Linked DNA regions of Homo sapiens: region 1 is linked to region 2. A link is a loop called in an ENCODE intact Hi-C map of the cell type or tissue named here. Cell type or tissue: MCF 10A. All regions are shown on one strand. Links, peaks and the distances in the headings refer to the core of each region. The heading gives the core; the rest is flanking DNA. Region 1 has its middle 110 kb from the start of DTNA. Region 2 holds the start of DTNA (dystrobrevin alpha).

What was found. Peaks named below come from ENCODE experiments on the same cell type or tissue, not always from the same donor. Only the 100,000 strongest peaks of a DNase experiment are listed, where the experiment ranks them.
Region 1: a loop joins it to region 2, with 4 times the contacts of the local background. A loop is called at or near these places in 7 of 110 quality-filtered maps.

The regions. Positions count from the first base shown.
Region 1 is chr18:34,596,722-34,612,983 of GRCh38, forward strand. It overlaps a transcript of DTNA not described here. Among named protein-coding and RNA genes, the nearest start is that of DTNA, 110 kb to the right of the region's middle. In MCF 10A, for the core only: no CTCF peak of the experiment used is centred there; a DNase peak (open chromatin) is centred at 8,780.
Region 2 is chr18:34,699,976-34,716,237 of GRCh38, forward strand. DTNA (dystrobrevin alpha) reads left to right here and starts at 10,323. Exons shown (of 23, transcript NM_001386795.1): 1 at 10,323-10,470. In MCF 10A, for the core only: no CTCF peak of the experiment used is centred there; DNase peaks (open chromatin) are centred at 7,926 and 9,326.

The DNA of each region.
Region 1 (16,262 bases), core at 4,017-12,016, 100 kb before region 2:
AGATAACTTTTCTGATTTTATTTTTTAGTTGTGACCTGATATATTCAAACTTTTTGGAGAAAATTGCATATGCATGCTGATTGAAAGATTCATGTTTTCTGACTTTATTTGAGCTGTCAACACCACCTAACAGTTCTTTTTTTTAATTATACGCAAGTTGTGGGATACATGTGCAGAACGTGCAGGTTTGTTACATAGGGATACATGTGCCATGGTGGTTTGCTGCACCCGTCAACCCGTCATCTACATCACGTATTTCTCCTAATGCTATCCCTCCCCTAGCCCCCAATTCCCTGACAGGCCCCAGTGTGTGATGTTCCCCTCCCTGTGCCCATATATTCTCATTGTTCAACTCCCACTTATGAATGAGAACGTGTGGTGTTCGGTTTTCTGTTCCTGTGTTAGTTTGCTGGGAATGATGGTTTCCAGCTTCATCCATGTCCCTGCAAAGGACATGAACACATTCTTTTTTATGGCTGTGCAGTATTATTTGTCCCTAGCTGGCCCCTTTCCTTGGCAATTTCTTTAACCTCTAATCCATCCCACAAGCATCCTTCACTCTCAGAAGTTGATTTTGACTCTTTCTGGTTTCTCTTGGCCTATATCCAGTACTAAGACATTTAAAAAATCTTCTTAAATCCCGTGCTTTCCATTCTCTCTGCAGTTGCTCTACTTCAGGTCTTCATCATTTAACTTGGCTATTATATGGTCTTCCAGTTGTTCTCCTGTCTCTAAGCTCCATCCACACCCTCACCCTGCCACTACATACACACTTGCTGAAACCAACATACCCATCTTCTAAAAACTATAGACTTCAATTAATTGCTCCCCTACTTAAAAATCTTTAGTGATTCATGACTCCCTTCAAAATAAAGCTTAGTGTCCTTAGTATGTCTTAAAAGGTCCATCACAAAGCCTCGATCTGTTTCTCAAACATTGACTCCACTGCTTCACTGGTTATCACCAACACTTCAATCACATACAATGGCTGCCTCCACAATATGCCGTATACTATTTTAGCTCTGTGCTAGTCTACCTTTCCCCACCGCCCCCCGCCCCCCCAGAATGCCTATTGCTTCTCTCCTTTGTGGGAAAACCCCACTTTTCCTTTAGGGTTGACCTCATAAGTCACCTTCACTGTACTTTCTGTACTTTCTTTTTAAGTGTATAGCTCACCCACTGTTCTGGGAGTCCCTAATGCTGTGGCTTGTGTCTTACTCGCTTTTTTATTCTCAGTCACTGACACACAGGAACCACTCAAAAAAATGTTTAAGAAATGAACAGATGACTATTCAGAAGAAGTTTGTTTCTGAGGAATTTGTTTTGTTAATATATTCTTTTCCATTCTAAACATCATTTTTTCTTTTGACCTTAGACTCTTTGTCTAGAATAATGATCATTAGTAATCCTGTATGTCAAGTGGAGTCAGTAAAAACATGTTTATTTGGCTGTTGTCACTGTCTTGGGGAAAGGGAATTCTCTATTTTCTTTCTTTCTTTTTTTTTTTTTTACCAAATGTGATGTATAACTTGATTGTGACAACAAGAGAGTAGAAATTTAAGTATGGTGAGTCAGCTGTTTATTATCAGAGAGATTCATAATCAAAAGAGTCATAGAGTGGGAAAACTGACATATTTCAACAAATCTAGTCCAGAATGTTAAATAGCACAATGGGAAAATGTCAATGAGGCACAACTAAATGAAAATTATCTCATTGCATACAACCTCAATTTCAACCATTAGAAAACACTGGGTTGTTTTCAAATCACAGTGTGGTGCTACAAAGAAAGCAGTTGAGTGTTTATGTAATACAATATTGTGAAAGCTTGTGGAAAACTTTTCTTAAAATTTTTAAGGCCTTGGCCAGGCGCATTGGTTCACGCCTGTAATTGAGCACTTTGGGAGGCCGAGACGGGTGGATCACGAGGTCAGGAGATTGAGACCATCCTGGCTAACACGGTGAAACCCCATCTCTACTAAAAATACAAAAAAAAATTAGCCAGGTGTGGTGGTGGGCACCTGTAGTCCCAGCTACTTGGGAGGCTGAGGCAGGAGAATGGCATGAACCTGGGAGGTGGAGCTTGCAGTGAGCCGAGATCGCGCCACTGCACTCCAGTCTGGGTGACAGAGCGAGACTCCATCTCAAAAAAAAAATTTAAGGCCTTGAAGTGCAATTTGAATATCATCTTTCTAAAAGCCTATGCTAAGCAAAGAAAAACTGTATTTGTTTATTAAACATTGAATATAGTTGATGGGAACCAGAGGAAGAGGAAATATAACTTATTAATTCCAAGGATGTTTAATTAATTTTATACTCTTTGGACCACTTATAAACTTTTTACACATTTATTGTGAGGCTTTGATACGCCAACTTCTGAGATTTAGATAAATAAGAAACTTGGCTTATATTATTTCTCATACAGGACACTCCTACCTTCACAAAGAGAAAAGCCCCAGTATGGGTGGGGCTTCAGAATGTATCTTCAGAAAATGTATCTTCAGAAAACATCTTTGAATTTAATGAAATGTTCAAACTCAGTGTTTGAGATCCCAGAATTCTTCATCGCAAAATATGAAAATATGATATTGGCCTTTCTTTTTTGCCTCATCTATAAAAGAACTCTAAACTAGCTCTTGAATAATGGCTGATTTCTAATCATAACTTCCAAACAGCTGAACTCATTTTTCTCATTAATTCAATAATTTGAACTCCTACCTTTTGTTCTAACTGTGTAGACAATGAAATTACTTATTCACCCCCTTCACCGGACACTGGTACTGAAGGATATCATGTTAAAACAATGAATTTAATTAACAATTTTTTTCTTTTTTGTTGTTGAAAAGGGAAAACAAAACCCTCAAACCTGAAAAATTCCATATCCCTTCATTTTACTTTTTCTTATTACAGAAGCAATGTAGGAAAATCATGACTTTACCTGTTTTTGGTTGTCGTTGTTTTGTTTTCTTGTTGTTTCTTTTTTGAGACAAAGTCTTGCTCTGTCGCCCAGGCTAGAGTACAGCTGTCAGCTCACTGCAGCCTCTACCTCCTGGGTTCAAGCAATTCTCCTGCCGCAGCCTCCCAAGTAGCTGGGATTACAGGCACCCGCCACCACGCCTAGCTAATTTTTTGTATTTTTAGTAGAGACAGGCTTTCATCATGTTGGCCAGGCTGATTCGAACTCCTGACCTCAAGCGATCTGCTTGCCTCAGCCTTCCAAAGTGCTGGGATTACAGGTGTGAGCCACCGTGTCCAGCCAACAAATTTCTTTATGTATCTTTCATTGATATTTTAAATGTATTTGTCTTAATCTCCACACATATTTAAAAAGTCATTTTGCCTTTCTCAACAACTAGTATTTTCTTCTCAGAAAGCTAAGTTAGAGGATAGTCTTGAGATTCTTAAAAAATCTCTTGTTTAGGAGATACTTATGTAACAGAAGAGCTTAAAGAGAGCTGAATAAATTCTGAAAAAAAGTTAAGTCAAATGTGTATTTTTTATTACATATTTAATTAAATCTTAATATAAAATAGAAACACATTTATTTGCATAAATAAAACTGGACTTGGCATTTTTGCAAAATAAAAATGATGTAAAGATGACTCAGACACTCTGAATCATGAAAGTTTTGTAAACCTCTAAGTATTTTAAAAAGAGCAATAGAGTTACTTTAATTATTTTTCTTTTTAAGTCTCAGTTTATTTTTTGTACTCATTCCTATATAGTGTGATAGTTCACACATTTATAGATGCTGAAACAATGAATTCACTGAATTAATCACAGTTCAGGAATACAGATGCCTTAATTAGTTTTTTACAAGATATAATTTTGAATGAAATTTATCTTCCAATGCATATGAACTTCCAGGTCTTAGATTGTTCATTTCTACATATTTGAAGAATCATGTTTACTAACCAAAAGATATTTAACACCTCAGATAAATGTAGCAATTCTTCCCAGATGCATCCAATGTTTGAAGTTATTTTGTAGGTAAGAGACATTTATTTTACATATGATAAAACTAAGATGTAGACATATGAAGTGTTCCAGATATACTATGGGTGGTTTCCTCAGGTAACAAACAACTCTCAATTTCAGTGACATATAGAAACCAGGTTTCCTTCTCACTTATACAATTTAGCCACCACAGATTAGCTGAAGGTTCTTCTCTACACAGCTGTTTTCACCTGGAAATGACCCATTTTCCTTATACTCACATTCCCTTAGCCAAAGCATGCCATGTGGCCACACCTAACTTCAGTTGGATGGGAAGTATAATATGATCCTACCATTGGCCTAGAACAGGTGAGCCCCAGTACTGGGGCTTAGCCCAGGAGGGTTTTTGGCTTTGCCTAGGGCAGGAAAGAATTCAAGGGCAAGCCAGTGGTGTTAGACAGCAACTTTTACTGAAGTGGCAGTGTACAGCAGCAGCAGAGGTACTGCTCCTTGCAGAGCAGGGCTACCCCATAGAGTGTCCAGAGTAGCAGCTGAGAGGCAGTTTTGTGGTCATATTTATATCTTTAATTATAAGCAAATTAAGGGGTGATTTATGCAGAAATTTTTAGGAGAAAGGTAACTTCTAGGTCACTGGTCATTGCTATGGAAAGGGGTTGTAACTTTTGGGTGTTGCCATAGCAATGGGGAACTGACATGGCATACTGCTAAGCATGTCTTATGGAAAGCTGTTTCCATACTGGCCCTGTTTTAGCTAGTCCTCAACTCCTTCCAGTGTCTGAGCCCAGCGTCTGGAGTCAAGTCCCTCCTCCTACCTCACCATGTGCTTAGAAAGAGAAAGGACTGGAATATTTATGTAGAGCTCTGAGGAATTTCTACACTATTGGATAATAGGCAGCCTAAAACTCCCTTAGTAACACAGATTTAGACTTAAAGTCATATATATCTGTGAACAGGTCCATACTTGGTAAATGTACGCCACCTGCGATCTGATACTAATGTCTATTGCCTGTTTACATCTTTTGGCTCTTATCTCCACTGAGACTTTTCAGCTGTCTAAATCTTTACCATTTCCATGTCTGTGACCTTTTCTGTCCAGCTTCTCCACCACTATGGAATTCTAGGATTTTACCTATCCTTACACTTACCACTCAGGGAGTCCTGCCCATAAACAGTTTTGGGAAGTGTAAGGAGACTCCGTTGGGGCAATTCCTACAGAATGCAGAAAGTAAATGTGAAATCTTAATGCTTTCTCCTCTCTAGGAACTGCTCATATGTAGTACAGAAATGGAGAAAAAGGAAATTGAATACAATTCTAATCCTCAGCCCCCACTTTAATCAGTAGACAGAGTAAAAGGCCTAGGCTCAGGGAATATGGCACAGAGGAATGGTGATGTATATTATATATTAGAAATACATAGTCTCGAATAGCATTTATATTATTGGTACTCTACCCTTTGCTTAGCATTTAGTTTTAAGCACTAACTATAATCGATAAAACTCAGGAATTCAAAGATTGAGACACTTAAGAGTTGAAAATTTTTAAGCCAATATTTTAAGGTCCTTTGAATTGTCATTTAAATCAGCAAATCCAATTTGTGTCCTTGGAAGCCAATAATTTTAGGAAATATTATGTGTGTATTGTGGGGAGGGCTGGGATAAGAATCTTGGATCAAATGAATTTGGAACATGCTGTATACCGTATCCCTTTCTTGGAGATTTAGGTAAACATTTGCATTAAGAATGCATAAAAGTTCTACACTAAAGGGATATGTTTGACTTTCTTTAACCCAGTGTTTTCCAGTGTAATTTGACTATGGAACTTTATAATTATAGATAGATACATAGATAGATAGAGATATATCACATTTCAACACCACAAAACACACTTTGGTAATTCTGGTTGCAAGAACCTCTAAGGCTGAGTGGTGCGGTGGCTCATGTCTGTAATCCCAGCACATGGGAGGATCATCAGGCCAGGAGTTCAAGACCAGCCTGGGAAATGTAGTGAGAGCCTGTCTCTACAAAAAAAAACAAACAAACAAACAAAAAAAGAGGCCCGGCGTGGTGGCTCATACCTGTAATCCCAGCACTTTGGGAGGCCGCCGGATCAGGAGACCAGGAGTTCGAGAACAGCCTGGCCACATAGTGAAACCCCGTCTCTACTAAAAATAAAAAAATCAGCCGGGCGTGGTGGCAGGCACCTGTAATGCTAGCTACTGAGGAGACTGAGGCAGGAGAATCGCCTGAACCGGTGAGGCAGAGGTTGCAGTGAACCGAGATCACGCCATTGTACTCCAGCCCGGGCGACAGTGTGAGACTCCCTCTCAAAAAAAAAATACAAAATAAAAAATAAATTTAATTTAATTTAATTTTAAAAAAGAAAGAAAGAAAGAAATTTAGCTGAGCGTGGTGGTGTGTGCCTGTAGTTCCAATCAGGAGACTGAGGAAGAAGGAACACCTGAGCCCAGGAGTTTGAGGCAGTAGTGTTTGTGCCACTGCTCCCCAGCCTGGGCAGCAGAGTGAGACCCTGTCTCTAAAAGAAAAGGAAAGGAAAGGAAAAAAAAATCCCATTTAAAAAATAAAAATAAAATAAATACCTCTAGTACATTGTATTAATAATTAAAAGTGCAATAATATTGCAGCTCATGTAATACTTTTATATAAAGCTAAGAATTTTAAAGGACTTTTATAAGTATCCTTAGTATTTGGCACTTTATTTTCATTCTCTTTTTTTTTAGCAGTTTTTATTCACTTAAAATCTACATGTAAAATTTACCATCTTTACCATTTTTAAGTGTAGAGTTCAATGGTAATAAATACATTTGTATTCTTTTTTTTCACCTTTTTCGGTTTTCATTGTCTTGTTAAATGGCATTGATTTTCAACACCAACAGAAATCAAACTTTAAATTGACAGAGCTTGCAATAATATTTGTTTAATACTGTTGAGGAATATTATCTTTGATACACCACAGGTAAGGAGATTGGTTGTGTTCTTCAGAATGCAGAACTCTAAAGTGATTTGCTCCATTTTACCTATTTCATTCAAAAATCTAAAACTGTTATTTCATTTTAGAATATGATCACACATCGTTAAATTTATTAGACTTATTATTTCTTTATGAAGACCTTGTGAAGAGAAAGGTCATCTTCAACTTCAACATCTTCAACTTCTTTTTCTTGGTAGTTTTTCTTGGTAGTTTCCTTTAAGTTCAGAAGTTTTAAAGCTTAAAAAGAAAAAAATTATTGAGTTTCAAAAAAAAGCTCTACGCTCTACTAAAGTTATCATGTATGGGAATTTTTCTGTGCAAGAAGAAAAGCAGTAGACTAACAAAAACAAAATGTCCACGTTCCTAAATATGTGTTATAGTTGTGAGGTGTTATGACCATTTAAAATGAAGCAATTGTTCCGTGAACTGTTATACTACCAGCAACTCCATTCAAAGAAAATCCTAGATATAAGGTTCACCCATAAATATTAAGGTGGCTTAGGCGTGACCGGGTGTGTGTCCTTTCATCACTTGTCCACTCTGAGAAGATAATCCTGCTTTTCATTCATTAGCAATTTCAGTTCCTCTCCCATCATTTCAAAATAAGCGATAAATCAATACTTTAAAAAAAATTTGGGAAATATAACTTCTTTCTGTACCATAGAAAGAGAAATTATTCAGTCAAAACTGTGGGTAGCATAAATTCTTAGCACACATTTTTTTTCCTTTAATTAATTTTGGCTTATATTTATTCATAGGGCCATAACAAGATTCAGAGGCTATAATGATGTCAGCAACTCCTCTAAAATTTTATAGCAAGAGGATCTGAAGATCTCTGTTCAGCATTGCAGGGCTGCTCCTCTGTAACTCTTTGACTAGCCCCACAGCAGAACTCCATTTCTTGTTTGTCAAATTATGAAGTTAATTGTATTCATATTCTGAAACTGCCTAGCACCTAGAACATTTGGAATGCTGAAAAATATCTTATGTAGCTGTTTGCCAGACACCAGAACATAAATCTAACTTACTTAGATTTACAGTACTACCGTTTCTCCTTTAAAAAGGACATGAGGGAAATGTTTAACTTAATGAGGCAGAGGATCCTGGTGTGCAAGTTACATTACATTTTTCATTGCACAAGAGTAAATTATTGCTCCAGTTTCCTATATGGTACCCCAGTGGCCTCAAAGACACAATGTAGCTTCCCGAAATGCCAACTTTTGTCTTAGGCCATAACTTATTCTCAGAGAGTATGCTTTCTGAGAATTACCCATAACATTTCTTACAATAGGCTGAATTTCTTGAAGGTCATTCATATATACCAACTTAACTGGATTTGTCTTTTGTTTTTTTTAACTTAGAAACATCCAAGTGATAAGTCTGCATACATTATTTTACAAAATGGAAAAACAATGGGCATTTTCTTTGTCTCAAACATTTAGAAAACCAGCAAAAAAAAAAAAATCTGGGTAAGAAATTAAATTATAGGGCATACAATTTTTTCTTGGAATTTTCCCACTGTTACTGCAAACTTTTTAAAATAAATAATCATGGGTCTTTTGGAGGTGGTCTTTGAGGGTTTAGAACTATAATAATTAAATATATTGTTCTATATTTGTAAAAAAACAAAAACTTATTTTGAATACCAAATGTATGGACCCACATGTCCAAATGTGTGTTTGAGCTTTTTAAACAAGCTTTGCTTTCTAATAAGGTAATATAAGAATGTAATTAAAACAAAACAAAGTCCCTCCACCAATCAGTGTTGCAACATTTGGGTAAATTTTAGAGCTTGACAATTTTCAAAGCAGAGACATTACTCCAGGCTTTCTGCCAAACCATTACTGGTAATCTGATGACAAGGGATGAAGCAAATGAAAGTGCTGCTGCCTGGCTTAGTTAGATATGCATTTTCTAGAAGAGAAGCCAACAGATTTCTTATGCAAACCATCAAAATTGCAACTCAGGCACACACACACACACACACACACACACACACACACACACAGTGCTTTTACAAGTCTAGGAATATACACATTAAAACACAACTCCATGCTTAAGGGCAATGCAGAAGTAGCAGACACAGCTAGGGTTGACTGGATCCTTTCTTTACCTTGAGTGGTTTTAATAAATAGCAACATTTCTCTCAATGGCTGCAGTACAAATAATTAAATTACTTATATCTGGACAGGATTTAGCATTGCCTTCACATGGTTAAATTCCAACTACTACCCAAAATCTCTCATTGATAAGTGGGTGATTTGGGCTGCTATTGTCTGTGGTTTATTTAAATGATTTAAATAAACATCTATTCTCCTATAGTGTTAAAAAACAATTTATGTACTATTAATGAAAAAAATCCACTTCAGTTAGTAACTATGAATGACCTTCAAGATAGGGATATAAGAAAGTAATCAAATCAGGGATGTTTTATAAAAGGAAGACTTTGGAGTTTAATAAGTTCTGTGGAGGGGAAAAATACTGAGTAAATAACTGGGTATTTGCATGCATTATTTTGACAACGGGAGGGCTCTATTTTTTTTACCTATTTCTTTAGAAATCTACTTGATATAGCTGCAACTTCAGTATAGCAAATTTATATCTTGCCATTATAAAGTCTATGTTGTCTCTTAGCTCATATGATGGTATATATTTTCAAAATACAAATAAAAGAAAACATTTAATGTACTATGTTCTTTGACTATTTCACAACAAAAATATTTCACAACAAAAAATGAGAAACTAGCAATGTGTCTATTTTTTATAATCATTTCACAACCAAGACTCGTATCAAAATGACACTATCAATAACATGCATATTGGAGTAAGACATTCCTGAATCTCAGCATTATACTCCATATTTGAAGTCTTAAACAACCTACACAGTGCCAAGTCCCTGCCTTTGAGGAATGCAGTGCCCAGTGGGAAGACACATACATATGGTGATAGTTTAGTTAAATTGTAGTAAGTTATAGACAGTATAAAGGTGCCCAGAGAAGACATCCAGAAGAAGGTGATGCTTATATTGGATCTTAATAGATGAGTAAGAGTTATTTAGATAAGGAAAGATGGGAAGGGCTTTCAGGATTGAAGGACTAGCATGAGCAAGGATATGAAAGGGCATGGTGTGCAGAGGAGATACCCAACAGTTTGGTGTTATAATAGGGTGAACTCTGAGGCTAAAATGAAAGGCGATGAATTTGGAGGGGTAAATAGATATCCAGACATGGAAGGGTTTTCATGTCATTGTAAGGGGTTTGGTCTCTATTCCTTGGAGGTTTAGTGCTTCGAAATCCAAACCCCTCCCACAAAGTAAACAAAGCAAAAATAAAATGAATACATTCCCACGAAAGGGACTGAAGCCATAGCTCAAAATGGCCTCCCATCTGTATCCAGTTCTTTGAATTCTCAAGTATTTGCATTTTACTTCATAATGAATCTTTGTTTCATTCACCATAAAAGTATTTTTCTCCACATTTCTAGTAAGATGCACCATTTTTATCCAATAGCTCTCATCCCTTGAAATACTGTTTGTGTCCTTAGAATTCTCTATGATTACAAATCTTTTTTGACTGAGAAGTGCAGCTGTAGGTAGCAAAGATTATTTAAACTAAGAGTTTCAAGAAATGTATTTCACATAAATTGATCACTCTGGATGGTGATTTTAAAGAAGGCAAGAATACAGACTGAGGAGAAAGAGAATATTGCAATAGTCTGCTCATAAAATGTTAGATGTAACAGATTTCATGATGCCTAGTTAGATGGAATAATATTTTGACCACTGAGGGGAGCTCCCCTATTTTTTCTACTTTGATTCTGTAGAAATCTAATTGATATAGCTGAATACTTTCCAAACTTGTTCCAAAGCAGACATTCTAAATAAATATATAAAAAATGGACTACATTTTATGATTTTCTCATAGTTTCAGCCCTTCCCCAATACTACAAATACATACTAGGAGACATGGGAGAAAATGTTTGTTACTGTTACCAGCACTTATAACACAGAGAGAGGTGTTTGTCCTGAAGGGTTCCTGATTTCTTCTCATGACCTCTTGACATCTTGTGACAGTCTTCCACAAACACTCAAAGTTCTGGGTTTTGCTGGAAATTGGGGTACTTTGTTTCCCATGCATTCACACAATCCACTTTATCCAGGGTCAATAGATCAGAAGATACAGAATTGCATACAACAACTAAGAAAAAGGCCAAAGAGGTAGCATTTCGATACTCAGTGAGGAAGGCTTTCTACTGATGGCTCTGTTTAATAGATACAGTAGTGAAATGCAAGACAGAGGATTATAACAGTGCTTGATCTAGAAGTGGCAAGGATTCCAAATCCCTATGATTTGAATCTTAAATTGCTATGATGGATGCCAATTAAGGGAAGCCCAGAAGGTCTCTCCAATCCCTGATGAGGCTACCCTACTCTTTTGACAGACTCAATTATAATTTTCAATCTTACGAAAAGAACTGTGCCATGTCCTCCTCATTTTATATATCTAAGTAACTGGGTTGGTATTTATATGAATTGGAAGCATGCTTATGTGCCCAAGCCTACATAAAGATAGGCAGCCTGACCTATGATGACATGGTTTTGCTATCACGGTCAGGAGTAGTCTTAATAAGTAGCTGTCTGTTACTAACTGCTGCCAGGAAGAAAGATTTTAAATTAGCAGTGCTAAAAATAAAAGACATATCCTTTATTCAAATAAACAATACTAAATAATCCTATTAGGTCAATTTGTTCATCTACTTGAAATATTTAATACCCTGGAGCACCCATCAGTATGTCTTTCTACTCAAATATTCAGAAATTTGACAAAAGGGACAAAAGTATTCGTTAGGTTTTTTTTTTTTTTATGGATTCAGGCAGTGCAATGGTGAGAACTATTCATAAAAATTTCTAGGCCCAAATTGCTTCAATCATGCCTCATGGGACTTATGAAATCACAAGAGCAGATTCAGAATTCTTTCTTTTTTCCTTTTTGAGAAAAAAAAAGTTTATCCATCTCTATGTATTAGGGTGACCCATCTCTTTGTGAGAATAAAAGTCAGGCAGTTTTCCCATCAGAATGTCAACTCTGCTGCCTTCTCACCTGCTGTTTAAACATATAGATCTTTCTTCAATCAACCATGCAGAATATCAGCACTTCTAACAGCTGTCAACAAATTTAACCTTGGATTGGCTGTGCTATAGCCAAGATACCTTCTCTAAGTGCTATTGTATATTGGATCTCAGACCTAGAGCACGTTGGCTTAACACTTTCTCTGCCCCCTCATACACATGTAATGTCATTACTGAGTAACTATTTAATTTTGTGGTCTTGATTACTGCTCAAGTTTACCATAAAGCATGGCACTTTGGGAAAATAAAGAATGACTTTGAACAACTGCAGTAACATTTGTGCTAAATGCTACTTGCTATCTTCAGAATAAGGAGCTAAGCCCACACAATTCTCATAGGGATTATGCCAGGAAAAAGTTTATCACTCAAGACAAGCTTGTAAGCTTTCTTTATTGTACAAGATAAACTATATAATCTATCAGTTTCCCTTTTTGTTTTGACTGCTTTAATTCTTTTTTTTTTTTTTTTTGAGACGGAGTCTTGCTCTGTCACCCAGGCTGGAGTGCAGTGGCGCAATCTCGGCTCACTGCTAGCTCCGCCTCCCGGGTTCAAGCGATTCTCCTGCCTCAGCCTCCCGAGCGGCTGGGACTACAGGTACCCGCCACCCCACCCGGCTAATTTTTTGTATTTTTAGTAGAGACGGAGTTTCACCGTGTTAGCCAGGATGGTCTCGATCTCCTCATCTCGTGATCCGCCTGTCTCGGCCTCCCAAAGTGCTGGGATTACAGGCGTGAGCCACCGCGCCTGGCCACTGCTTCAATTCTTAAAGCTAAATTTGAATGCTCAGTTGTATTAATGATCCAGTTTTGGGTGCCTGATATAGCTACTGTCTTCAAAATTTGTTTTGACTCATACCTTTGCAGAGTCCCCTTTATTTTCTCTTTTATAACCCTTATCTCATGAAGGTGGAATTCCTTCCTTGTCTACTTGCCTGTGATTTTGGACTCACGTGATAACTGTCTAGTGTTCTACTGTTTCTCATCATCAAGCAAATAATGTTTAGTGAATTAACATTACTTTGCACTGTCTTGTATGTTTTAACAATGAAATATGCCATTTTGAAAATAGGAAGTAAAATTCTAAACCATCAAGAATGATTAACAAACCAATTAATTAGCTGAGAATAATAAATAAAAACAATAACAATTCTTAGGGACACTTTGAGACCAATTTTCTCCAAAGAGCTTAGCGATATCCTCTTATCCTCCCTCCATTTTTGCCGAGATCTATATATATATATATTATTTTCAGTCAGGTCACATTTTACTGTATTGAGTTTTATTTTCAGCAAGTTTTAATTTTGTTGGAGTTTGCATCAGAGGAATCTAGACAGAATAGTTAAACAATAAGGTCATGCCTGATTACAATGTGTTTATGTCATCAGTTTGTCCTATTCTTACAACCAAGGCCACTAGTCAAGTACGTGAGGAGACTTCTATAGGCTAAGGAAGATTTCACCTGTGAGGCTGTGTTTATGAGAACTGGGATAAGTCAAACCAACCAAGAGCTGGTGTTTCTCTCATGGAAATCTTTTGACATCTAAGGAGACTGAGGCAGGAGAGATTAAGTAATTATCCAGGACCAGAACAAATCAGTCTTAATGGAAGTATAAATCACAAATTTTCTGGTTTAAAGTCCAGAAACTTTATGACTTTATGACTTCCGTATGACTGAGCATACGGAACATGATTTTGAAGTGTGGTATATTGTCAACTTATCTTTTGTGCCAATAGCATGTACAGTTTGTTTTCAGGTACATTTAAAAAATGTATAGATCCAAAGGGATCTGGGAAAGGGTGCAGAGAACTACATAAGTAACAGTGCACACTTGAAAATGAAATACTTAAGAAAACTGTGATAAATCCACTCAGTAAAATAATATGTGGCCTTTTATGCATTTAGGCTGTTGTCCATTTCTTTAATGATCTAGAACAAAAGCCTTCCTGTAAACTGTATGACTTCAGCATAGCTTATTTAACTTTTTATTCTCATCTCTTAAATTGGAACAATAATAGAGCTACTGCCTAGGATTGTTAAAAAGATTCGATGAGATAATCCATGTAAAGAATTGATGAGCTCAGATTATTACATGTAGTAAAATAATGTCTATGAAAAGTGTTAATTACATAGGGAAAGGCTGATGTCACAATGTAACAATACCATAACCAGGACACAAATTATGCAATTAATTAGAATTATGTGGATATCTTGATAGAAAAGGCTAAGACAGAAACATTAATTGCAATTACTTTGGATTTTGAGAAAGAGGAGATTATTTTATTTCTTGTATTCACCTGTATTGTGCAAATTTTCTATAAAATGCATACAACATATGCTCAGAAAAAATATAAAATTCATAAATATAGATCTAAACTCCCACAAAAAAAAATTCTCTTGGATCTTAACAATTCTTGGATTTTTTGGAGGTAGCTGGTGTGGTTTATTTGCTTACAACCTTTATCTGTGAGTGTACATCTCTAATACACCAAGGAAACAGTACCATTCAACTCTAGTGCAAATCCCTTTTAGCTTTTTAGACAGGTTCATTCACCTGTAATGAAAATTTAACAGGTAGAGAGTGATTAAATCCTGGTCTCAGAAGTTTCCTCCAGTCTCAGGTGCTGAGCCCTATAAATCTTTATTCATATGAACTCATTTCTTTCTTTAGAACTTGTGTTACTCTTAAGCAAGGAACAAGTTCAGAAGAATCATGTATTCTTGAAGGACATGGGGGTGTGTAACTGTGAAAAGTGGCACCCGAGACTCCAGGCATACTCTGTAGCACCTCTTTGCTAAAGAAATAAAAAGCACCAGGGGTAAAACTCAGAGCAGAATCAATCTTAGAAGGGGCACAGGGGGAAAACAAAACTAAACTAAACCATGTGGGCTCAGGAGTCAGGAATCAGAGTTTCTTGGTTTGGGGACCTGGTTCTCCCCTTAGCTGTGTGTGGCCATGGAGGAGCTACTTCACCTCACTGAAAAATAAGTGAGATGGCAGATATAGCAGGTGTGGAGATGCTGGTCACTCATCTCAAGAGCAGTTTCCAGAAGACTCCGCTGGCAGAGGGGTCTCGGGCATCTCGCTGGGCAGGCGTGCAGCACATCACATGCTACCTGGGCAGTCACAGAGCTGGGCTGGTGGCACTGGGCCTGTGTTTCACGGGGCTCATTGATGGCTGTCCACCTGCCCAGCCCAGGCTGACCATCTGGCCTCCTATGAGTGCATTCTGTGGGCGGCACCCTTCCTCACCCACTTGCTGCTCAACTGCAGCCAGCTGACACGGGCCACCGCGCGTGAGCTCACCGGCTGGCAAGGACATCACAACATTCCCTGTGCTGGCCTGGGAGGACCTGGGCAACAACGGGGACCTGGCCTCCCTGGCTCAACCCCTGTTGGTTGGCCTGCACACCTCACTCCCCACCATCTACGCGTGCCTGGACCTTGAGCCTAGGACCTCTGGGATCCTGCAGCTGCTGGCTGGGACCTGAGGCCCAGACCTGCCATGCCAGGTGACCCACATACCACCTAACTCACTGCTACTGACTTGTGATGCTCTCATGCACATAGGACAGTGGGCGATGGTGGCCAAGGAGGTCTCCCAGGCCCCCAGGGATCCTGTACAAATGCTCAACCTGAGATTAAGGGGACAGAAGGAGAATGAACTCATAGGAGGCCATATGGTCAGCCCGGGCTAGAGTCTCAGCCTACCCTCAGCGGAAGGGGCCCTGGCACCCACAGTGTGGACCCTGTAATAAAGGGTAATGTCCACTTCCATCTTTCTGGAAAAAAAGAAAAAGAAAAAAACAGGGAGAGTATTTTCTGCCTATGCTGTGATTAGCTATATTGAAAAGCAATAAACAAAGAAAGATTGTTGTCATTGATTTTGCAGCACTTGCACTCATCAGTAAACATTATTACACGTTGACATTTTCATGGTGCTCAGCTTGCCTGTAAACATTTCCCCACCAATGTGCCTTGTTCTTGCCTTATACTTATGAAACACTATACATATTAATCTAAATGAAGATACTATACTCATTAGAATTAATCATGACTAGGAGAGTTTTCAGTGCATAAGCCAATCATAATGAGTCCACCTTCATGCTATACCTTATTACTTTTAAAAACATATACAGTCATATTTCATTTTATTGCAGGTCACTTTATTTCCATTCACAGATACTGTAAT
Region 2 (16,262 bases), core at 4,165-12,164:
AGCACCATTTCTCTCTGGCGTTCAATTAATAGTTAAGGAGATTCTATCTATGCAGTGATGAAGAAAATCAGCAGACCTCCAAGCATAAACAATCTACCCAACTATAGATCACAGAGAAAAGAGCTTAACTTTGACCACCATAGAACTCTAATTGGCTTTCCTTAGGTCACATAAACATTCCTACTCCAACTCTTATTTTCAATCTTGATTGCTGCAGGATACCTATGATATGGATGACCCAATCAATACCCTCATCATATCCAGAAAAATATTCCTCCATTTGACCTCAGCCATCCACTTGCTTGACCACTAGAGCTGGTTACCTTCAGGAAATTAACCACTTCCACAATCAAAATAAGATACTTCTGTCTCCAAATACCACATGCTCCACTTCCAGCTCTTTTGCTCTGATATCTCACATTTGTGATTCTTTGTGTTCATTAAAGGGTCTTTTGGGCCTCATTCTTTCTCACTATCAGACTCCTCCTGTCTTTATTTTCTTCCTTACTTGCTTCTATTACATAGTTTATCCCTTGTACAAGCTTTCCTTTTATATACCTTCAAGTCCCTACCTCCTGTCCTGCCATCACATTCACCAGGCATTAGTGAACTCACTCACCTGATTTACTATTACTTGTGTCTATGTAGCTGAGCTTTGTTGCAGAAAACCACACAGCAGACCATGCTGAAATCCTACTAGGCTCATAATAAGCACTTCAGGTGTGCTTGCAGCACTCCATGTCTATCCTACTATTTCTATAGTCAGCTCACACTCCTCCTCTGCATGGTGACTGGTTCATCACTTTCCCATTTGCATCATGCTTCTTCTCCCACTCCGTGTCTGAGCTACCAACCTTGCTTCTTACTTCATTGAAAACATAAAAGCCATTAGATAGACTCCCTCTTCCTTAGGTTTCCAAACATGCAAGTATACCATCATCTGCAGCCTTCAACTCCTTTTTCCCTAGTGTCGCAGGAAAGGCAGTTTCTTGCCACATACACTCTGTATCCTATCTCCTTTCACCCTCTTAAGGACTGAGTGCATTCAACCAGCCATTTTCTCTCTCACATGCTCCGTCTCTCTGCCTGTAGTGGACCACTCAGCAGGTAAATATTTTTAAGAGTCTCCTATATTTAGAAATCTTTCCCTGACTTCATATTTCCTTTCAATTGCTGCCCTACATTTGCTCTCGTACAAATTAAAGTTTCTAAAAACACAAAAAGTTGTCTACACAGGCTGACTCCACTTCCTTGACCTCTATCCTTCTCCTGTTCCTCAACATTCCCCCAAAAAAGGTTCTTGTTAAGTCACTGTAATCTCCATATTCCAAAGCCAGTGGATGTTTTTCCCATTCTCATCTTACTCAACTTCTCAGTAGCTTTCAACTCAAGAATCACCTGTTTCTTCCTGAAAAATTCCCTTGTTTTCAAGTCCATAGAAGCACGCTCACATGGTGTTTCTCCTGCTTCCTAGGTCTCCCTGAGCTGGGGCAGCATCCTAGGCATGATCTCGATGTGTGCAGTCTCTTCTCTTCCCAGGACTTAAAAAAAAATTCCTCTCTACCTACAACTTCCACATGTGTATCTGCATCCAAGCCCTATTTTCAGAGCTTCAGGTTAATACAGACACAGCCTATGTGACATCTCAAATTCAAAACTGTTCCTGGCACACACCTCTCCCCTCATTACATTCCCTCAGCGCATTCCTGCACCAAGCCAGCTTCTGCATTAAAGTAAATGGCATCTCCATTTATCTCAGAATGCTGGGAGGTTGTTTAAATACTTTATTCTCACTCGTTTTCCCACATTCAATCTGTGACTGATCCCTGTCCATTCTACCTTCAAAATATGTTTCAAATGTGTCGCTTGTCATTGTCCCCATTGTCAGCATCCAGTCCAGCATCATCAGTCAGCCTCCAAACTCGTTTCACTATCCACCCTTTCCTCTGTCCCATCCACTCTTCACACCATAGACAGAGTGTTATTTTAAAAACAAAAGTTGTGTTTTATCACTATTATCATTGAAATTCTTCAGAAGCTTTGTGCTGCCCTGAGAATAAATTTCAGAATCCCTAACATGGGCTTCAAAGTCCTGGTCCCTGTGTGACCCTGTCCCCATCTGCACAGTGCTCCAGCCACACTGCTGTTCCTGCATTCCTCCATCACACCAGGCTTCCTCCTACTCACGGACTCGGGTCTCCCTTTGCCTGAAATCCCTCGCCTCCTTTTTCACAGGTGTCATCTCAAATGTCACTTTCTCAGAAAGGTCAGAGATACCACCAAATCACCTCAGATGTGACATTCTATCCTCATAGCCCATTCCAAGCATGGACACAGACTAAATTATCACGTGAAGCTGCGGCCAGCTCCCGAAGCTTTCCTAAAATCTTCACAATAACAGAGACGATACAAGTCAGAAATCATTAAAATTAGTCTTCAGCATAAGTATTAAACTGTAAGTCTTGCCCTTCATAAGACAACTGCTAGATTGGCCTTTCTTATTCATCCTAATAATAGAATCCATTGGCGTTTCTTCTTGGGCCACCGTTTTTAGAACTTGCTTCCCCCACAGGAAGGCGTTTGCTTTGACCTGGACCTTATCCCCACGTCCAGAACCTCAGCACCTATTCTCTCCCTTGATCTAGCCCCTAGTCCCTTCCCCATTCCAATTAATAACTTGTAATTTTCCACCTATATCACCCATAATAAACACAGCATTTTTTTCTCTTTTACATAAAGTGGCTTAATTTCTTTTTCCTCCACCTCTGTCTTCCAGACTAAGCTATATATAAGCAATACACCTATTAAAATTTATTCCAAAAAAAAGAGCAATCATAAAGCCATGAACTCTGTAGCCTTCCTTAGAATCTTGGAAAATAGACAGTTTTAAAGGTAACAATTCATTTTACCCAACCTGCATATTTACATAGAGACAGATAGGAAATGGTAACTATAAAGATGTTGACTGTGGTTGTTGGGATTATAAAGGATTAGAAAATATTTTTGCTAACTTTTATTGTTTAATTGGTCTGCAGTGTGTACTGAGGATGTCATAAAGTCTGAAACAGATAAAATAGTCTTTATGTTCATTCTTTACATATGGTTGCTACAGGTATAACAGTATGGTTAGGAAAGCTCAACCGCAGGATTGAATGTGGATTGTCGGGTTTCTCTATGCTCTGTATGTATGTATAGAAGAATTTAAATACAAAACTGGTCATCACTGGGATGTAGAGCGTTCCTACATGTACTACAAATATAAGTGGCTAATATCCTTTGAAAATTCGTCCTTGATGAATAATATAGAATGTTAATGTCTTCCTAACTTGTATACTTATAAGCCAGAATTTTGGTGCTGTATTAGGAGGTTCTTCCTAATGTCTCGCCTGGCAAAAACGTACTATGGTAGCTTCAGTAAAAAACGAAGAACATCTATTCACCATTATTTTCACTGGGATATACTTGCAAATGGTCAAGTGCCTCCCTCACAGGCTTCTCTTCCACTTTCCTTCCTGTTTATTGTTCACCATCTTACCTTTTCCAGTTTCTCCCTTTCACATGTCACTATGAGGCTCCAAACAGAATGCAGTGGCCTGATGGAGAACTGACCAGTGTGGAACAAGGAGCATGCCTCCCAGATTGACTCCAGGGATCTCTGAAATATCAGATGTACAGTCCTTGCTGGCAGAGTATTTGCCACCACAGACACCCAGAAGTGTTCAAAGTGCCTGTTATCTTTATATTTTGGGTCAATTTATATGAAATTTGTTCAATTACTAGATGGACCTTTTTTATTCATTCCAATAATGGAATTCATTTAAGTGTATAGAATGAAATTCCAAATATTCGTTTGTTGCTTGTCTCAGTTTAGTCAAACAATTTCCACAATAGTGTGCATTTCTTCAGTATTTCCTTCTTTTCTATTCTCCCCTTCTTGGGAATTTTGCTATGTGTTTTCTTGAACCACATATGCTTCTCTTTTTCTTTCCCCCAAATCACCTTATATCCTTTTCAAACTGTTTCTTAATCTTTGTTTTACCATAATAATTTATTCTACAGTCTTCCCTTAATTTTTTCTAACTTGCTTTATTTTCTCATATTCTTTTTTTATCATAATGTCATCAATAATTAACTTTGTGTGTCTACAGGGTACATGACATCGCATTTGCTTCCCAGTTCTCTCCATCCCATTATCTATGATGCATACACACATATTACTTGATATGTAGTTATAGTTCACCCTCCCCTTGCCCACTGACTACATAATTACTTGTCCTTTCCCCAGGGAGCCTTACAAAGGAAGGAAGGGAGAAAGTGGAGTCACTCTGTCACTCCTACATCTCATCTTGGTCACTGAATATGCTTTTAGAGTACATCAGGCATTTCTCCATAGAGCTTTAGAATGTGTACTGTGCTGATGTATTCCAAGTCCCTGAATACAAAGTAAAAGAATCTGGGAAAATACACCTAATATCCCCCAAACAAATGCTTTCTAAACTCAGGGGACACTGACTGGGTGATTTTTCCCCTCCTTAACATTCTGCCTAAACTGACCTAATTAAATTCTCTGTCTACTCTCAAATCAGTTGGTCATATTCCTTCTCATATATTGTTATAGCTACAGTTAGTATTTCCTTTTTCCATGTTCTTATCTCCCCATCTAGATTGTAGGCCATTTATATTTCTTTGACTACACCTAGTTCATTAACTGTTTTTAGAAAGCACTTAATTCAAAGGTACTGAATCAGTACATCTCATTTCAGAATAAGCCACACAGAAGAAACTAAGAAACAATAATCTCTAAATCTTTGTATCCAGACTAAGAAAATGAATTCTTTTAAAAGTGAGATCTCAGGAATTTGCCTGTTTTCTTGACTTCACAGGTAGACTTAATTTTCAGAAATGTCCTTCCCTTTTCCCTTTAGCTGAGAGAGAATATATCCATCAAATAGAGATGTCATGGCTGTGCAAACACACCTGGGTTTACAGGATATGGGAATGTCACAGAGAGCGACCAGACAGGTACTTATTGAGTTACCTGACAGTCTTCCACTCAAAGCACATGGATTTTCTTCTACCCCAACGTACTAAAAGGCCATAAAAGAACTCAGAGGCCATAAAAGAGCCATAATAATTTTATATCAATCTCAGCTCACTAACTTGATGAGCACCCTGACCCTTCAGCTCTTTTGGAATTTTTCCATTTTGTTTCCCACAGAACAGATTTTGATCTGGGAGAATATTTACTCCTCAGTATCAATTCTGTCTTGCCACCAATAGAAGGTGCCTTTAGATATACTGCCGTGTGGGTTGTCCCTGATAAAAAAAAAATAAAAAGCAAACAAACAAAACAGCATCACCCACCTCAAAGTAACTACCATTCCTGACTTGGACTCCAGAACACATTCATGGGGTTTCACAGATGACATCAAACTGGAACTGAGAGGGAAGCCCTCAGAGATGAGTTGCCATTTAGAATCAGCATGGTAAAATTACAAAAAGCAAAGTGGACTCACAAAGAACTCTGTTTCCTTTCTAGCACTAGAGTAATTTCATGCTGGAACTTTAAGCAAGTTATTTCACCTCTTTAAGCCTCAGATTCCTCATAAATAAAAATCAATAAAATGAGGTATAATACTAAATTATGAGTATTGATTCTGCCAATTCTTAAATTTTGTTCTTAGACTTTCTAACTCAAACTCAGTAATCTCCCTCCACTTCCAGGAATCTATTCTAAGGAAATAACCCAAGGTATAACCAAAAATTTATATACAAAGATATATTGCTTATAATTAGAAACCTGGAAAAGACTAAACATATATTAGCAGTAAGGGATAGTTAAATAAATTCTGATATATACGAATGTTAAAATTTTATGCCACTATTAAAAGGTATTTTCAAAGAATGTATAATACCATAGTGTGCTTATTTTACATGTCTGTCTTTCAGTGAAAAGGCAATATTCAAAATTATTCTGAATTTTTTTTTCGAGATGGAGTTTTGCTCTTGTTTCCCAGGCTAGAGTGTAGTGGCGTGATCTCAGCTCACCGCAACCTCCGCCTCCCAGGTACAAGCGATTCTCCTGCCTCAGCCTTCCAAGTAGCTGGGATTACAGGCAATACGCCACCATGCCCAGCTAATTTTGTATTTTTAGCAGAGACGGGGTTCTTCCATGTTGGTCAGGCTGGTCTTGAACTCCCGACCTCAGGTGATCCACTCGCCTCGGCCTCCCAAAGTGCTGGGATTACAGGCATGAGCCACCGCTCCCAGCCATGAATTTTTAATGTATGAAGAAATACATCAAAATGTTGATACTTGTTATTTCTGATAGTTGAATTATAAGTGCTTTTAATATTATTTCACAAATGTTTTCTGTATTTTTCAACTTCTCTACAATGGACATGTAACATTATCTTTTCATGAGAACATGGAAAGTTACAAGTTTTTATTATTAAGTTTAAAAACCAACGTATTTTTCACTAAGAATACATTCAGAATATAAGTATATAATTATAATTTTTAAACACATGAAAAAATACAAAAACAGAGGCTTGAGGATAAATTTCCAAAAATGATATGGCAAAATGATTCAGAGTTCACAATAGGTTATCTGTAAGATATGGAGCCATCAATTTCATAGTGTTATTTAAAAACGGATATTTTCTGTGATGTACTCACAGAAGAAAAACATAAAGAAATCCTTATTATTTATAGCCCCATTGTTACAATTCAAAGGAAAAGTGCATGTTTGAAATATCTTAAGGGTAAAATAGAATATCTTGATATTAAATTGTATAAATTGAGATGGCTTGCAACAGACTTGTTCTTTCATAAGAAATTTTTATGAGCAGAATAGATACTAATCCGATTAATATTTTTTAGGTCAGCTGCTCAAAGTGGCCCAAGAAACAATGTGCTTGCAAAAATTGTTCAGTAGATCACAATCTTTTTTTGTTGCTGTCAACACACTTTCTTTTTTAATTTAAACCAGTGCCCTAACAATAAAGCACTTTGTGGTATGAAAAAATAAATAATAATTTTTAACTATGATGTGAAAATTGCATTTTCAGAGGTTCAAATTGTTTTGCTTGTTTTAATTTCATTAACATTGGCCATCAACGTTTTTTGCAGCCATGTTGCTTAATTTAAGCGCGTGACTTCTGAGCCCATGTTGTTACCTTGAGTTTGTAGGAAATTAGGTGCTCTCACATCTGAAGAGAGGGCAGTGAAGCATATAACTTTGAAGCTCCCTCCTGCTTCTATGGGACTAGGATTTGGCAAATTGACTTCCTGGGGTACCTTCTGAAGCATCATTACCTATGTCTCAAAAACTTTTTCTAAGTGATTGAATTCTTCATATGAAATTAAGTGGGTCACAAGAGCACAGATTATGTTGCATATTTTGTTCACATGAGGGGGAAGTTTAATTTTAACATTTGCAAAAGGGGATTTAAAACTTTGTGAAACCAAATATACTGGCGTCGTATTCCCTAGGGGTTAAAGAATCAACAGTCACTTTAACATCTGACAAAGGATGCACCTTCTGTTTGGCAATCAATCATATTAAATGCTCTAGTAACAGTGTACCTTAACTAGATAAATGATAAGCTCTTACATTTACAAAATGAAAAACAATTAGATACGTGTAATGGCCACATAACCAATCTCCAGGGGAAAAAAATGTACAAGGTAAACACTCCTGATGAAATGAATGCAGTCAGTGAGAGTCTCTATTCAGCCAGCCACACATGAGAATAGGTATGAATTATTCAAATTGGGGTTCAAATTATTCAAATAGTCTCTCCTTCATCAACTGTTTTGAAGAGGATTAGGGAGTGCTAATTTTCCGGTGTAGCTGCTCCTTGCCTTTTTGCCTGGTCGGCCTCACACATTTTTTTGGATTGGATCATCATGAGTCACCGCGCTGAAGGATTTTTCAAGGTTGGAGCAGTGCCAAAGCTATTTTAATCATCCCAACTGATTTGTTGTGGGGCTTTTCTTTCTTACTTACTTTTTAATGATAGAGAAATCTTGCAATGTGCAACATTCACTTTATTCTTTCTGGTAACTTCCTGCAATGAAAAATAAAATTGTTTTTTTCTACCACAGGCTTTTTTAACCCCTGGCTGCTTCTTTGTACCATATTCTTCAAAGGGATTTTAATGCTAATTTTCCTATACCATTGGCTTTGGTGTCAGGTAATTTCCTGAATTTGATTACGATGGAGAGAAGCAGCTAAAAGTCTACACTGGTGAGCAGTTTACAGTACTTGTTAGAGATCAAGGTGACCTTGTAAAGGCTTCTATTGACACAATATTGGTTAATTACTAGAAATGTAATCTATGTATATAATTTATATTTTAAAGCCCTTTATGATGAAGATTCTTTACAGTTCATCTTAATTTGAGAAAGTATCATTAACAAATAACATATAGACCATTTTTTAAGAATCCAAAATGAATACCACAATGAACTGCTGTACTTGTGTTTTTCTTCCATATTTAAAGATGAAAAAAATTAACTACCATGTTTAACATTCTTCCCACAGTCCATTTCATACTAGAAATATGCTTAACCTTCTGACTGATCAGTTGCTCCTAGCTGGTTTGTAGGTTGGAGCAAGCAGCCCTTGCTCTTTGCCTAAAAAGGTCTCTATATTTATGCTGTGTTGTTATGTAAACCTATGTTAGGAAACATAGGATTGTTAATGCACATCTTGTTGAAAATGACAGTTTATTCAGCAAAGGGAAGTCACGTGCCAGTCAGCTTTCTCATGGTCCCTCTTGTTCAAAAATCACATATTGACTAAATAATACTAGCCAGAATTTATTGAGCATTTAGTATGCTTCAAGCTTGGTGCTTCCCTTGGACTATCTCATTTAATCCATTTCCATTCCTTGTTAAAGTAGGAATTTTACAGAAGAGTAAACTGAGGGTTAGAGAGGTTAAGTAACCTATCCAAGATCACAAAAGTAGTATGGGCTAGAGCCAGATTTCAAATCCGCATCTGCTTGATTCCACAATTGCTCTTCTTAAGAACTCCTCTGCCTTGCCTCTCTTTGTGATGTGATGTACTAAGAAAAATTCTGTGCAGATCTCTGAAGGGTTTAACCACAGCAAGCCATGCTCTGAAGACAGTCCTGGAGGAGTTGAGGGAAAGCTTTCAGATGCCATCTTTATCCATTGAAGAAGTAGCCCTACCTAGTGCCAAGTCTTTTGATGGTTACTTGGTAGAGAAAGATGAGTAAGACAATGTTCCTGTTCCTCTGGGAGTCCATCTCTAAAGAGAGAAGATAGATATGCAAACAAATTATTGTGAAATGTAAGCTAAGTTTGGGAAATAAGGAAGGTTGTGCAAGAGCAGAGTGATTATGCGAGGCCTGAGGGATGAAGTAGCCATCCCTGGAGGACGGGGGCACCCACTGGCTGATTAATGTACCATGGTGGGAGGAAGGACCATGCTGACATGCTGGCAAGCGGGGAAGCTCCAGTCACCTGGGACTCCTTCAGCTTTTCCCTAAAGGACTGGTAATGCGCTGAAGGTGATTCCTTAAATCCTAACTACATAGCCATTGGTTTGGGGAGTCCCAGGATTGCTCAGAGTTTGTATCGTTTCAAATCCAAGACTGCTGCTCTTAATATAGAGCCCTCCCCACCTCAGCAAATATAGCCTGATCGATTCCAGCAGGCTGTGTTGCCTGCTTTAAATTTAAATGATAAATTTTAAAAGAACTGAAATCTGTTTAAATAACAGTTAAACACAGGGTTTTGATGAAAAGAAAATGAAGAATTTTACCTCCCACATCTAAGCTGTGATTAGAAGTTTGCTCTAGAAAAAAAGCACTTTGAAACTAGCCCTTCATACACTGATGTAGTGTTTTCAGCATCTGTGTTTACTGAATACATTACTGCATTTTTTAATGTTTCTAAAGGAGCTGTGGGATTATTGCTGCATTTCCTATTGAGTTAGTAACTGACATTTAAAAATATTTAGTTGGCTGATGTAGTAGATAATGATCAGTATTTCAAAAGATTAATGGTGACTTAAAATGCATAGAGATATTTCATTAGTTAGTTGGGAAACCTTTTATTCTTATACTTCTGTTATTTTTTTCTTGTTCATGAAGTTGAGTCAGCAAGAGAAGCATATTCAAATTAGACTTGTCATACAGAAAAAAAAATCTGACTTTGTCAGGGTGGGTGGAGGGGAAAAAAGCAACTTTTTGTCAGTCTTTTGTATTTCAGCAGCTGGATTCATTGCTACCATGGTAACGGACCACATGATGAGGTGTATTAGATTGCTGTGTGTTGAGCACAAGGGGAAGAATGAACACAGCTTTTTATTGAAGTTAAAGGTTACTTTGGAGTTTGTTTGGAAATGTGTAAGGTCAAATACTATAGTTTTCAGCATATGTAGTACTTCAGAGGAAGAATTAAGGGGCATGTTGGTGCATTTAACTACAAAACCAGGTAAGGTACAATTGAATCTATGAAACTGAACTCTCTGACTTCTGTCGCAGTGGCATAACTTGCTGGGTGGAATTTCACTGTCGCCCCCACCCCCACCCCCACATGGGCACCCGATAAATTTCTCCTGCCCACCCTCCTAGCTCCTCCACCTCCGGTTTCAGCTGTTTTTAATTTGAAAGTCTAAGATGTTGTGAAATGTTATAGTTTTATGGCAGTGTGTGTGTGTGGGAGTGTGTGTGTGTGTGTGTGTGTGTGTAAGTCAAAGAAAGAAAACTGCAAAGGAAGTAATAAGAATGCAATAACTGGTGTCTTCAAATCAGCGTAGACCTGAACAAAGTGTTTTCTTGTTTTGTTTTTTGAAAATGGTCCGCTTTTCTTAGAGGACACCTTATTAGTGGCATTTGTCCAAAGCTACTTGTCTCTTCTACTAAATTAAGCAGTAGGACAAAGTTTTCCAGCAAAGTTATCTAGTGTGTTTATTGTATGTGAGCTTTTGTTTTTCTTTCATCATATTATTGCGAGCCTCATCTAACATGTATAGTCCGGTTTTATCTATATTTTTTAAAACATCTATTATTTCTATTAGCATTCTAATCTTTTAGGCATTGTGGCTGTATGTGTGATACAGGATTTAAAAATAGAAGTAAATACAACATGGGTGAGTGCAAAATGAACTCTTTTGCTTAGAGGCTGGTAGGAACTGAATGTAAACAATTCAGTGTGGCTGTGTGGAGCATCAATTCCCAGAGCGCAGACGCCTTCTCATGCGTTGTTTACATATCACCCTGGCAGCTTGTTTCAAAATGGGAGGCTTTGGTACACACAGAGCAAGTTAAAGGAGAACAATTTCTTTAATAATAACTTATTTTAATTACTTTTTCATGGCTTTTACTGATGTTTGATGTTTGATGTTTGACTTTCTCATAAGATATTAGGATTTACTCTAATTTTAGCCAGGGGTTTACTTAATGCAACTTCTTTCCTTCCTCTTAGAACAAAGCTGTCTTAGCAGCTTTTAGAAATAAAACCTAATTAAATAGTAGCAAAGCCCTACTGTTATTCTAGTGTATTCACTGTCCACCTGAAAAAGTGCAGATATAGGAAAATCTTTTTGAAAAATACTTTCTTAGTGAACTAAAATCAATTATGTGCCCTTAATTGGCACTAATTAGGATAAAAGCCAATAAATTTTCCCAAGTTTGTTCATACAGCATGCTTTCTTACAAAAGGAAAACTTAGATTTTATTAAATTTATTTATGCTCTGTGATTTTCGTCGCTATTTCCTTGATCTCTCTAGTTTCCATATGTCCAAGCCATTTTCTAAGTTTAAGCAAGGAATTATAATCATTATTCAAAAAAATTATTTGCCATGATTTCAAATAAAGAGAACTGTTTCCATGATGACAGATATCAAAAGTACTATAATAGCATCTAATATTGTAAATGTTCATGCTTGTATCTGAATTTATTCCTTTCTTTTTCCCTTTGTTGTTTGAGTACAAATGAGCTATGACCATGTCTTTCAAAACATGAGATATTTTCATAAACATAAGTTGTTACTACTAGAGAATAGGGAGTTTCTAAAAATCAGTGAAAGATGGTACCTGGTAAACTATTCTAAAGTATGAAATTATTGAAACTGACAATATCTGAGGTAGAAAGTGTTATGTTTTATTAAAAGAAAAATAAAAGAGGGAAAGAAGAAGCAAGACAGAGACACAGAGAGAGACAAAAAAATGAAAAGATATACAAAAGGTAAAGATAAAAGTGTAAATGATCTCTTACCCAAGCATTTTTCTTTCCCGCCGGTACTGGAAAGGGTTAAATCTGTATCTGTCAGAGAAGAGAGTAGTATGGATGAGGGAAATTACTAAAAAGTATTTTTATTTCACTATTCCATCTTTAAAATACATGATAAAGTATAGATAGTTCCTTTCTATTAAATAAAATGAAAAAAAATCTACAGTGAGGTTGTCTCAGTCTTTGTAGTTATGGGCTACCAGCCAGCTTAGATATTAGAGCTACAAGTGTGTAAAAACCAAGATATGCCCAAATTTCTGTGATCTTTATTCATCTGACATTAGACCATATGTACACAAAAACTTCTGAAATAATTTTAACAGAGATCACAAGATGGAAGATTCTTTTATAGTTGTTTTGGTATTTTCATTCTTAAGAAGCAAAATTGACTTTTGATGTACTTGCTTTAAACTGTAAATTTTGCCAGGATGTTTTAATTGTACAGTATTTGTTTCAACTCTTGTTTAAATTATGCTTTCTTGTTAATTTTGAATAATTTGTAGTGTTTGTTAACATTTTAGCTTTAATCTCTAGAGCTGCCTAGAGTCATAGACCAATAGATAATTATCTGCAAACATTTACCTCTACTAAGGAGACAGATATTTAACAGTTTTTTAACATGTTAAAAAACAACCATATTGAGTAAAATAGTATAGCCTCTGCTAAAAAATTAATGATATTTAAATTCCAAGAAAATATTTCTAAAATAGATGAAGATCAAGCCAATGAATGATGACTCAATATCATCTAGATACTCCATTTTTAGGAGTTATTTTTTAACCTCCGATTTTATTAAGGTGAATTTTATTATTGACCACTATGTAATTTTTGACATGAAAAGAATTGGATTTTTTTTTTAGAAATCTAAGACTTTTCAAATGAAAAAGAAAGTAATGGTACCATGATCATGATGATAATGATAACGACAATAATGATTAATTTGGAGAATAAGATAGATTAGAAAGCTCTTGCCTCTTTGTGTAGTAAAAGGCCAATGCTCTTAGAAGGAAAGTGGAAATTACTAATGGGTAGTATGATTCTCAGAAATTAACCCTCAAATTTAATTAATTATGTTAATAGCATTTATAAGTCACTAGGAATAGAGGTGCTTGGTATGTTATTATCAGACTTTATTATAAAATATCTTGGTTTTGTTCAATAAGCGATAGAGGCTGTCATCAAAAATGATTAAACTTAGATATGCAGCGTTATTTCTGAGGGCTCTGTTCTGTTCCATTGATCTATATCTCTGTTTTGGTACCAGTACCATGCTGTTTTGGTTACTGTAGCCTTGTAGTATAGTTTGAAGTCAGGTAGTGTGATGCCTCCAGCTTTGTTCTTTTGGCTTAGGATTGACTTGGCGATGCGGGCTCTTTTTTGGTTCCATATGAACTTTAAAGTAGTTTTTTCCAATTCTGTGAAGAAAGGCATTGGTAGCTTGATGGGGATGGCATTGAATCTGTAAATTACCTTGGGCAGTATGGCCATTTCCACGATATTGATTCTTCCTACCCATGAGCATGGAATGTTTGTATCCTCTTTTATTTCCTTGAGCAGTGGTTTGTAGTTCTCCTTGAAGAGGTCCTTCACATCCCTTGTAAGTTGGATTCCTAGGTATTTTATTCTCTTTGAAGCAATTGTGAATGGGAGTTCACTCATGATTTGGCTCTCTGTCTGTTGTTGGTGTATAAGAATGCTGATCTTTGACAAACCTGAGAAAAACAAGCAATGGGGAAAGGATTCCCTATTTAATAAATGGTGCTGGGAAAACTGGCTAGCCATATGTAGAAAGCTGAAACTGGATCCCTTCCTTACACCTTATACAAAAATCAATTCAAGATGGATTAAAGACTTAAACGTTAGACCTAACACCATAAAAACCCTAGAAGAAAACCTAGGCATTGCCATTCAGGACATAGGCATGGGCAAGGACTTCATGTCTAAAACACCAAAAGCAATGGCAACAAAAGACAAAATTGACAAATGGGATCTAATTAAACTAAAGAGCTTCTCCACAGCAAAAGAAACTACCATCAGAGTGAACAGGCAACCTACAAAATGGGAGAAAATTTTCGCAACCTACTCATCTGACAAAGGGCTAATATCCAGAATCTACAATGAACTCAAACAAATTTACAAGAAAAAAAACAAACAACCCCATCAAAAAGTGGGCAAAGGACATGAACAGACACTTCTCAAAAGAAGACATTTATGCAGCCAAAAAACACATGAAAAAATGCTCACCATCACTGGCCATCAGAGAAATGCAAATCAAAACCACAATGAGATACCATCTCACACCAGTTAGAATGGCAATCATTAAAAAGTCAGGAAACAACAGGTGCTGGAGAGGATGTGGAGAAATAGGAACACTTTTACACTGTTGGTGGGACTGTAAACTAGTTCAACCATTGTGGAAGTCAGTGTGGCGATTCCTCAGGGATCTAGAACTAGAAATACCATTTGACCCAGCCACCCATAAATCATGCTGCTATAAAGACACATGCACACGTATGTTTATTGTGGCATTATTCACGATAGCAAAGACTTGGAACCAAGCCAAACGTCCAACAATGATAGACTGGATTAAGAAAATGTGGCACATACACACCATGGAATACTATGCAGCCATAAAAAATAATGAGTTCATGTCCTTTGTAGGGACATGGATGAAACTGGAAATCATCACTCTCAGTAAACTATCGCAAGAACAAAAAACCAAACACCGCATATTCTCACTCATAGGTGGGAATTGAACAATGAGATCACATGGACACAGGAAGGGGAATATCACACTCTGGGGACTGTTGTGGGATGGGGGGAGGGGGGAGGGATAGCATTGGGAGATATACCTAATGCTAGATGACGAGTTAGTGGGTGCAGCACACCAGCATGGCACATGTATACATATGTAACTAACCTGCACAATGTGCACATGTACCCTAAAACTTAAAGTATAATAATAAAAAATAGAAAAAAAAATGATTAAACTTATCAAGAATTGTACAATGTGTGGGTCAGTATCTGACAGGAAAAATGCAAACTCATTTCTAGGAAAGAACAATTAGTTATATTTTTAGTATATAAAGGGGCAATTAACTGGTCTTCACTTCATGGTATTATTAGCTGGATATTTTAGAGTGGTATTACTATAATAATTCCCCACTCTCAAACACACATGTTATGAAATGTTCACTAGACACCATTTCAATATTTTAATTGTTTTTAATTTTTTAATTATTTATTTTAAATAAACAATATTTTATATCTGAAACCTGTTAATTTTGATTTGTTTGGTGGAACATTTACTCAGAAAAATTACTTACCTCTACACATCCCTGACATGAAAGAAAATACTGGATGGATTGGCAATTCCAGTATAAAATATGGATCTATGAAAGTAGTGAAAGAAAATATAGAACTTATGATAGAAAAGGATGACCTCAAAGACAAAAATCATAAAGGAATGGTAATATGAAAACTTACTCCTTCTAGAATATGTTATATACAAAATTAAAAAGATAAATGGCAAATTAGAAACAACATTTGCAACATATATGAAAGAGAAAAAGTGAATATCCATGTTATGTAATGAGGTCTCATAAATCTGTAAGAAAAAGCACTTCCCTTTTAATTTTAAAAATATCTACAAATTAAACACATGTCATTTTAATAATTAGCAACTATTTTTTAAAGGGGAAAGCAAAAGGAGGAAGGGGGAGATAATGTCTGGTTTAGGAAAAGTCTGGAAAATGGGAACACATATACACTGCTATCATATAGCAGTGTACACTGGGTGCAGGTGGGGAGTTGATCAAGCTGGCAATGTGTAGCAAAGTCTTTAAAAATTGCATATCCTTGGGCCCTACAGTTCTACTACTAGGAATATGTCCTAACAAAATAAATAGTCTAACGTATTTACATAGTTTTTCGTTGTTTCAGACAATAGCAGTCTGAAAAAGAAAATCCAAGAAATATAGAAAACACATGA